Regions from separate parts of the Homo sapiens genome. Here region 2 is linked to region 1. A link is a loop called in an ENCODE intact Hi-C map of the cell type or tissue named here. Cell type or tissue: dorsolateral prefrontal cortex. All regions are shown on one strand. Links, peaks and the distances in the headings refer to the core of each region. The heading gives the core; the rest is flanking DNA.

Region 1 (4,402 bases), core at 323-4,322:
ATTAATACAGTTGACTACCATGTAGCAGTAAAAATAAAACAAATCTACATGTATCTGCATAACTCAAAAACATAACATTGAGAAGGAAGGAAAAAAGTTGCAAAATACTATGTTTAGCATTATATCACTTGTATAAAGTTTTAAAACATGCAAAATTATGTTATATGTAGTTTACAGTTACATATGCTTGCAGCAAAAAAAAAAAAAAAAGAAAACAGAAACACAATGGGAATCATAATTTCCAAATTTAGATTTGTTTTACCCCAGTGAGTAGAGAAAAGAAAGAAAACAAAAAGGGCTTCTTAGGGGATTTCAATTCCCTCTGTCCTGGATGGCTTCTTTAAAATAAATCTGAATTAAATATGACAAAATGTTAAGATCTGGCAAAGTGGCAATCTGTGACTCTTTGTTATATTACTCTATATTTTTCTGTTTTAAAAATGTTTCATAAACTTACAAACTAGGAAATGTAAAGAGCACTAAGAACTCCATTAGCAATGACCTAGACCAGCCCTTAGCATAATTAACATGAGTTCAAAGGGAAGAGGAACTTATAATCACATTTTAGAAACTCCTCCCACTGTAAGGCTCCTTTTCAGAAACAAGACTCGCTCTCCTCAGGGGCAGATATGGGAAGAGGGTACCAGCGAAGAAAGAAAGGAGATTTACCGAAGAAAAAAGAATGGAAGAGGGAAGAAGAGGATAATATCTCCATATTTTTATAAATAAATAAATAAACAACACACAAACACACAGGTAAGAATATTCCTCAGGAAGAAGAAATAAGATACATGAAAAAAGACCTTATTGATTTTGTAGTTCCTGTCTAGCTCTGGCTTCTTCCCCTTTTGGCTGGGTAATTGAAAAAAAGATATCCCTCCTCTTACTTTTTATAGGGCAAGGAAAACTTCTGAGCTTTTTTAAAAAAAAATTATCAAGTGATTCCACTAATAAAGAAAATTTTTTTTATTCCTTGAGAATTGTTAAAATGGGATTTAAGCTTATCTGGAGGATAACTTGCCTCTAATTCCTCTAATCCATTCCTAATTATGTTAAGAATAGAAAAAAAAAGGACTTAATTTTCTTATTTTGAATCTGTCCTTCAAAATGTTCCAGTATTCTATCATAACAACATCCAGAAGTCAAAGTAAGGATTGAATTGTCTGATCATTTGTATCTTACATATTCTAACTTCTGTCCACATAGGATTTTGTTATATGCCTGAAATTTCCTCCAAAAATGACACAAAACTGCAAAATACGTAACAATGGGAATAATCATCTTCTCAACTTAAACGTTAAGGCTTTGAAAACTGTATGTCAGCTGCTAACATGTTCATTAATATCTACCCTTGCTAAAACATGCAAATCAAAATATCAAGAAAATTAACTGTATAAAGCTTTTAGAAAACAGATTCTGAATCAGCCACAGAATATTAAACCTTTTTCCCTGGACACTTCTGCATAACCAAGGAACATGATGGCAAATACTATCAAATGAAGGACTAACAAATGAAGATAAATTTAACTAGGTGTAGGCTTACTTTCAAGAAAGCACTTATGCAATGGAAAAGCAAAGTTCCAGTATTGCAAAGGAAGGAAAGGTGGAATGCAACATTTGACATGCAGTAGTATATCCTGTAGAAAAGATAAGGCCTCTGTGATTTGTGGATCAGCTATATTATCTGATACCATTTAGTCTCAATTGCCACAAGCAATCCCAATAATACTGACAGAAGAAAATACCTTCAATCTGCAAAGGGTTGAAATCAATCAACAACTAAGAACACTGTAGGATTTTCCCTTCCATGTTACATTAGCATAGCAGAGTAATCTGGTTGAAAAGTCAAATATCACCATGATTTCAAAGCCTGTTGTTCTATATTTTAAGTACGTTCCGAGATTGTTTCTAAAGTTCTATATGCCAATGTGCTTGGAACACATTAATTCCATTAGCAGGCTATTTCAGGAAATAGTGAGCATATTTCTTGGAAACAAATATATGTGGTTAAAAAACAGCTTCAAAAAAAGCATGAGGTAAAAAACTGAAAACAATGATTTTTAAATGCAATTAGAACTCCTTCCCATCACATATCAAAGGTGTCATAGCTGCTTCTCTACTGAGAAGGTGGTGTTTTGGATTTGAGTCTTTAAACCAAAAAGCCTATCTTGGGATGACACTATAAGTAGTCTCTCTGCCTCTTAATCATCGGCAACTGCTAAATGAAGTGTATCTATTTTCTCTGTTACATTACTATTGGCAACCAGGTCCTTAGTAAGTGCCCAGAAATGTTTCCATGGTTACAAAAAGCGTTCAGCATCCCTCTTGTTTTGGGCCAATTTAGCTTAAAATCTATTGTGGAGAAAAATATGGCACATTAAGAAACATAAAATCAAGATACAACATTATGAAAAGAATTCAAGGTTAAATGGGAAAAGCGAGCTTGACAAGGCTTTTTAAGACGTGCACATAAATCACCGATTAAAATGCTGCTTTTCCCTAGCGTATTTCCTAATACTGCTCTTCAACAGACTGCAAAGCAGCCCATGTACTATGGCTTACATCACCCCATAGTATAAAGGAACAAATGAGTGCATGAGGAGTCTTCCAGACTGTTAACCCATCAGTAAAATCAAAAACAAAAACAAAACAAAACAAAAAACAGCTGTTTTAACACCCATACAGCTGAGAGTCCAATCACATATCCTAGTTTTATAGGGCCCTCAGGGTATTTAAATATTTTGAAGAAAGAGAAATAAGAGCTTTTGTTCAATGGCTAAAAGGCATTTGAAGTAAATTAGTGGGCTCTATCACATCAGTGAGAGAGAGAAATGGAAGTTCCCTAGAGGCAACTTAGGCAACCTCCTCCATCTATAAAGCTGTGAGTGAATTGGGCTGAGGCTGCCTCATTCTAAGCCCATGGTGCATTCCCAATTCCCACTGCCACCACAGAGCCAGGGCATTAAAAACATTTTTGCATCCTCTGGAACAAATAAACAAGTGATATAGGCTTCTGCACAGTCTGAAGGAGAGGCCTGTGGCTTATACTTGTGTATACTTGTCTGTTCCCCACAATGTTTTGTACGTGGTAGGTGTTCAATACATATTTGATTGGTTAAAAGGGGCCATAGTATAACACCTCTCTTTATAGAGAAATGTTCCTCCTCATATCTACTTACACACCCACACCACTCTTTATCATTTTCTACTGCTCTTATTTTGCCTGTGAAATGGAAAGAAGTGGGTGGAATTCAAAGTCATAATGCTGTTTAAGGACTAATGTGAAAACTTCCAGGAAGCTAAAGGGAGCATACTTTTCCCTCTTCTTCCCTCTAAGTACCACCCTAAACCCTAGACATTGTCTATAAAACAGAGATCAGAAGACTGAGAAGTACAGAGAAGAAGGCAGAATGGATAGGAACCTTGGGACTCAAGGAACAACACAGTCGTGAGTTCCCTGGGCTCTTTTACCTCATATATCCCAGACCTGAAGCTGAAGAAGCTGGCAACACAAAAATGTCAATGTACACCGACCAAAACAAAAGTCTCAATAAAGGCTTGCTCTTTCTTCCCAAAGGACTAGGAAAAGGGCAGCCTAGTAAGCCAGAAAATGTTTAGATAGGACCTGCTCTACTCCAGCCAAACAGCACAGAAAAAAATTGTGTCCTCATCTTCACCCATGACAAGGCCACATAGGGAACCTAGACTTCCATCCTCACCAATCTGTAATGAGGCAACCCAATACTCTCACAAGGCATGCCAGACAAGGCCAAGCTAGGAACTGGAACTTCTATCCCTGATGCCAGAGGTGAGTATCCCCCACCCACACAGTGTTCACTGGAGACCATCTGGGAAGCCTCATCTACCACCCCTGCCTGGAAGTCATGAGGCACACCTCCCCCTCCCCATTTAGGTGATGTCAAGGGAGGTCTAGTAGAGACCCAAGACTTTCACCACAACCCAGTGGTAATGAGGCCACCCACACCGCAGGGTCAGTGGAAACCACATGAGGAGATGGAACTCCCATCTTAACTCAGCATTAATGAAGAGCACCTCTTCAAGGGTCAAAGATGCCAAGAGGGGAACCTCGTCTTCTGCCTCCACAGTAATGAGGTGGTATCCCATTGCATGCCAGAACCATGTCACAGACTCTTCATGGCACGTCTTTTTGGTGGAACAATGACAAAATAATGACAATTATTTCTCTTTATATGTTCATATTCTCTTAGGTTCCTTCTTACAAGCTACTATAATAGTTCTCCAATATTCTCCCCTCCAATTTAGCCTCCAAACTGATGCTAAAGTTATCCTTCTATATCAGAGTTCTGTGGGTGCTACCCTTGATTAAGATCTTTCTAAGATTCCCAACTGTTTACAGGATTATACGGTTTCCCTCTGTGTC
Region 2 (4,402 bases), core at 177-4,176, 70 kb before region 1:
ATGTGAAGTCTACTTTTTGCCCCGTAGTCAGTTGTCCTATCAGTTCATACAGCTTCTTGGAGTGTGATCACACAAGATCAGGCAATTAGCCATACTGAGTGGTGGCCAATTCAACTGTGTATTCTCACACTTGACCTCCCTTCTTCCCTGCCTTACTTCCCTTGTCTCGCACTTTTGTTCCCTGGGGTTGCACTCCCAAAGCAGGGAACAAAGCCTTTACGTAGGCTCTGCTTTTTTGAGGAACCCAACTAAGAAACATTATCTTTTTGAATATTTACATCAATGCAATGAGGTAGGTATTTTAATATCTTCATTTTATGGAGGACGAAACTCAAGCTTAGAAAGACTAAATAACTAACACGCTCTCTCCCCCCAAGCCCAGATCAAATTCCCAGACAAGATTATCCAGGACTCATGCCCTGGCAGTTTGAGTCCCAGGCCTGCCTTAACTCGTATCCAATACTCAAAATTTCAAACCTTATTTTGAAACATACAGTCTCCTTTCTTCTTCCCCAAACCTTTAGGCATAACTATTTCTACATATAGACATATGTGTGTGTGTGTGTGTGTGTGTGTTTATATATATATATATAGAGAGAGAGAGAGAGAGCGAGAGAGCACTAGAGAGAGAGAGAGAGAGAGCAAGCGCACAAGATGAAGGGGGAGAAGACGGAAGGTGGGGGTTGGAATCACACTCTCTGTGGTTTTCACATCCTTTGAGGCCCCTGCTCTTAATGTTAGTTAATAGCTCTTAGTTTTGTCAACTTCAATGCCAAGGTAAAAATATTTTAGTGAATGAGGAGCTCTCTCCACTTATGTATCAGGCTGTCTCTTCGGATAAATGCTCACTCCACCTGCAGGTTTCTAAGAGAGTCCTGGGTAGAGCTCCTGACTGTCCTAAGAACTCCTCTGAATAAACAGATCCTGCCAATGGCTGGGCTTTGGATAGGCCAATTCAAGCTGTGGCCCATGAAAACTGGGCTTTGTAGCCCCTCCCTGGGTTGATTTGAGAAAAAGATTTGTGAATGCTGGTATTTTCATAGCAATTAATTATTTCAACACACTTTACCTCTCACCAGGCAACTGAAGGAGCTCCTCACTTGGGTACTGTTAATACCACTAATCCATCTGACCTTCCTGCAAGGTAAAAATCTCTTCATTCTTATCCCCATTTGGCAGATTTTAATTAACTTCTCAAGGCCAACCAATTAATCAGTGGAAAGCAGAGATGAAAAGTGGGACACCTGTCTCCCTGTGTGCTCAAAATCACCAGCCACACTCCCATTGTCTTTCCTGCCAAGCCCTGGGTCTGCAGGAAAAAGCCAAAGGCCTTCGCCAGCAGAGAAGAGCAGAGCTCGAAAATCCATCAGCCTAACAGGTAGTCACACTGCACGACCAGTTTCCTGCTGAGACAAAATAAATGATTCCTTGAGCTCCAATATCCTGGGCTTTTCCTTAAGATGAGAATACTTGTGTCAAATTGTCAAAACCCAGGTAGGTTTAAAGATTTTCTGTCAAATTGAAAGCCTTTCTGTTTTAGTAAGATAGTGTTGATGTCATCTGTGTGGCCTAAAGTAAACAGGCCTACAATATGTTCCTGATGCCAGATACACAGGGGAAGACAGAGTTCTCAATACAGCTAAGAGGCAAATAAATCATTTCTTAAAAGGCAAGCTAAGCCTGCAAAGCAGGCAGTTACGGGAACTGCCTCCGAGTTGGATTTGAGGTTCTACTGTAGGAGCACCAAATTACAGTTTTTTCTCAAAATAGATAGGAGGTTGAATGGAGCACACAGAGATGTCTGGGTATTTTTGGAGTCTGAGAACATTTAGTACCCTCAATACCGAGTCTTCTATTAAAGCTCCAGCAGGCAGGTAAATGGGAGGTGACCTGGAGAAGTCACTTCCAAGCCTCATGGCACAATCACCAAGGAGACAGAGTATCAATAGGCAGGCAAATCATTTGGTCTGTTTTGTTTTTGGGAGAGAGATTCAAAATATTTTTTAAGAGTTAGTGTGTGGGATTTGATACGGCTTGGTAGTAAACTAACGGGTAAGCAGAGTTTTTTCTTTTTTTAAACAAAATGTATAAAGTTAATGGCTTTGGGTGCCTCCATATGAAGGGCTGCTTTTTAACAAGCCACAAACCACATATGTGAGCTACCATTTCTGGTCCTCAGCAGAGACATCTACACAGGGGCACAGATGTGTATGCATACCCCTCCTTAGATACTACCTACACACGCCAACATGTTAGCAGTTAAGGCTTGGAAACAGGGTTTTCTGTGATTCCTTTTTTTTTTTTTACCTTGAGCATTTAGCGTGTGTGACACTCCAAGTCCTAATAAGAGATGCATCCTGTTTATTTTCTCAAATGGATGCTAATAAAATCCATTCACCTCTCTCCTTCTTCCCCCATCCCTGCAAATTATATTAAAGGTTTATATATGTATATGACTTATTTCATCAAAATTAATTTCAAATTAGGTATTAAACACCATTCCTTAATGCCTTCCAATGTCACAGAATCATGATAGGAGGGATCTATCTAATGGAAAAATAACCGTAAGGGCCAGTAAAAGGAAACAATTTGGTAAAATCCTTATCACAGTGCCTGGCATATATTAACTGCTCAATAAATGGTAGCTACTACCATCATCACCTCCAGCCATATCTCTGGATTGATTGTTACATTTATTCTGGACTAAGCTTTACTTGAAAAAGAACTTTGGAAGAAGTATCTTTTATCAGAGATTTACTACAAAACCAATGTCAATGGCCAGAGGGGCATTACTGATTAATGCTGTCTCCTAGGCACAAAATATATTTTGTATATATTCACAGTGCAAGATCTGCATCATTACACCTTGTATAATTTCACTTGGAAGGCCATTTCATTTTAGTTCAATTTTCAAATAATTTTCATATCAAATAATCGTAACTTGAGATTTGGGCTAAATAAAAATAGACTCCACTTAATTGAAACCATGAAGTAAATAAACCAGTCCCTCTAAAGAACTGAAAATTCCATTATTTAAAATTAAGTCTATAAAAAGCCTTTATATAAAAGAAAAGCCTGGCTGTTCCTGGATCCATTCTGCCACCATTCTTATTTTTTTTTCTTTTTTTCTTTTTTTTTTTTTTTACCGTTCATCCTTTTTTTTCCATTTTGAGAGAAATTTATGACTCTTTTATTGACATGCATGGGATTTTGGTCATCTGGACAAAAATTTATTGCAGATAAAAGTAATGCTTCCTTTCTGGAATTTTTTTTTTTTTTTAGAGAGATGAGAAAGGAGAGTGGAAAGAGGGGAAGGGGAAAGGGAACCAATGAAAGAATGAAAAACAAATAACTTGCCTCTGGACTCCACATGGAGGAGCTGTCAGTGGCATAGGAATCTTCAAATCCCCGGCTATTAAAAGCTGTCTCCATCTCCAAGCTGCCCTCTGTGGATTGGCGCCTGAGGCTTTGGACCACACTGGACTCTTGGTGAGATGTGCCGTGGTGTTTGGCATCCCCTCTTTCACATGGGGACTGTGAGTGAGCAGGGATGTGGTCATCTTCACCGTAGGAGAGATTCTCAGAATAACGCCGTTGGCTGGCTCCATCCAAATCTAAATTTGCAATAAGAAAACCATTTCAAATGCATTATTTTTAACACCTTTTTACCTAGAGAAATTGAGTAATTGCAGTCACAACAATCAAGATTGCAGAAACAGAACCCATACCAATAATACCTGCAGAAACATAATTCTATCCATACAGTGAAGAAACTTGATCCATAAAATGAAAAAGAACATTATCTCATTATGTGGCGTATCAGAAGGCTTAATACTTTTTAAATATGAGTGTAGAGAATATATATTTATGTCAAAAGGATAAAATCGACACAGCATTTTGCTGGAGCTAATGACCACAAGACTTCTGCAATGGATCTAAAAGCAAAAAGAGTCATCTAATATGGAGATCGTATGGTCTCCCGACTCTACCATGCTTCCTTTCCTCTTCAGTGTTTACCACATTACCCTCTGCTCAAAAAGCTTTGGTGATCCTACCAAGTAAAAAGTTCTCTCCTTGATCCATGGTCTTGGATTGGTATGATCCGAGTTTAAATCCTGTCTCTGCCATAAGAACCCGGACAATATTCAAATTCTCTGAATCTTTGCTTCTTTATCTAAAAAATGATAAAAGCCATCAGAGGGTCACTGTGGACACATGAAATAATATTCACCTGGCAGCCAGCAAGGCCTTCCGTAAATATTAGGCTTGCTTACCTGCCTGGCCTGAACTGGCCTCATCCAACCCATCCAACCCCATTTTCCACTGCTTCCCAAGTGACCATGTCTCATTCCTCTGGTCTCACTGGTTTATGAAAATACTAGCTGTGTATTTCTGCTCACAG

Evidence for each region. Hi-C counts contacts between places; a loop is a spot of excess contacts. Peaks named below come from ENCODE experiments on the same cell type or tissue, not always from the same donor. Only the 100,000 strongest peaks of a DNase experiment are listed, where the experiment ranks them.
Region 2: it touches region 1 in a loop (10-fold over the local background); 1 of 110 quality-filtered maps calls a loop at or near these places.

The regions. Positions count from the first base shown.
Region 1 is chr14:62,004,440-62,008,841 of GRCh38, reverse strand. The region is part of intron 3 of SYT16 (synaptotagmin 16); the gene reads right to left. Among named protein-coding and RNA genes, the nearest start is that of LINC00644, 130 kb to the left of the region's middle. In dorsolateral prefrontal cortex, for the core only: no CTCF peak of the experiment used is centred there; no DNase peak of the experiment used is centred there; H3K27ac peaks cover 860 bases.
Region 2 is chr14:62,074,347-62,078,748 of GRCh38, reverse strand. It overlaps SYT16 (synaptotagmin 16), which reads right to left. Exons shown (of 8, transcript NM_001367656.1): 5 at 3,358-3,614. Among named protein-coding and RNA genes, the nearest start is that of LINC00644, 63 kb to the left of the region's middle. In dorsolateral prefrontal cortex, for the core only: no CTCF peak of the experiment used is centred there; no DNase peak of the experiment used is centred there.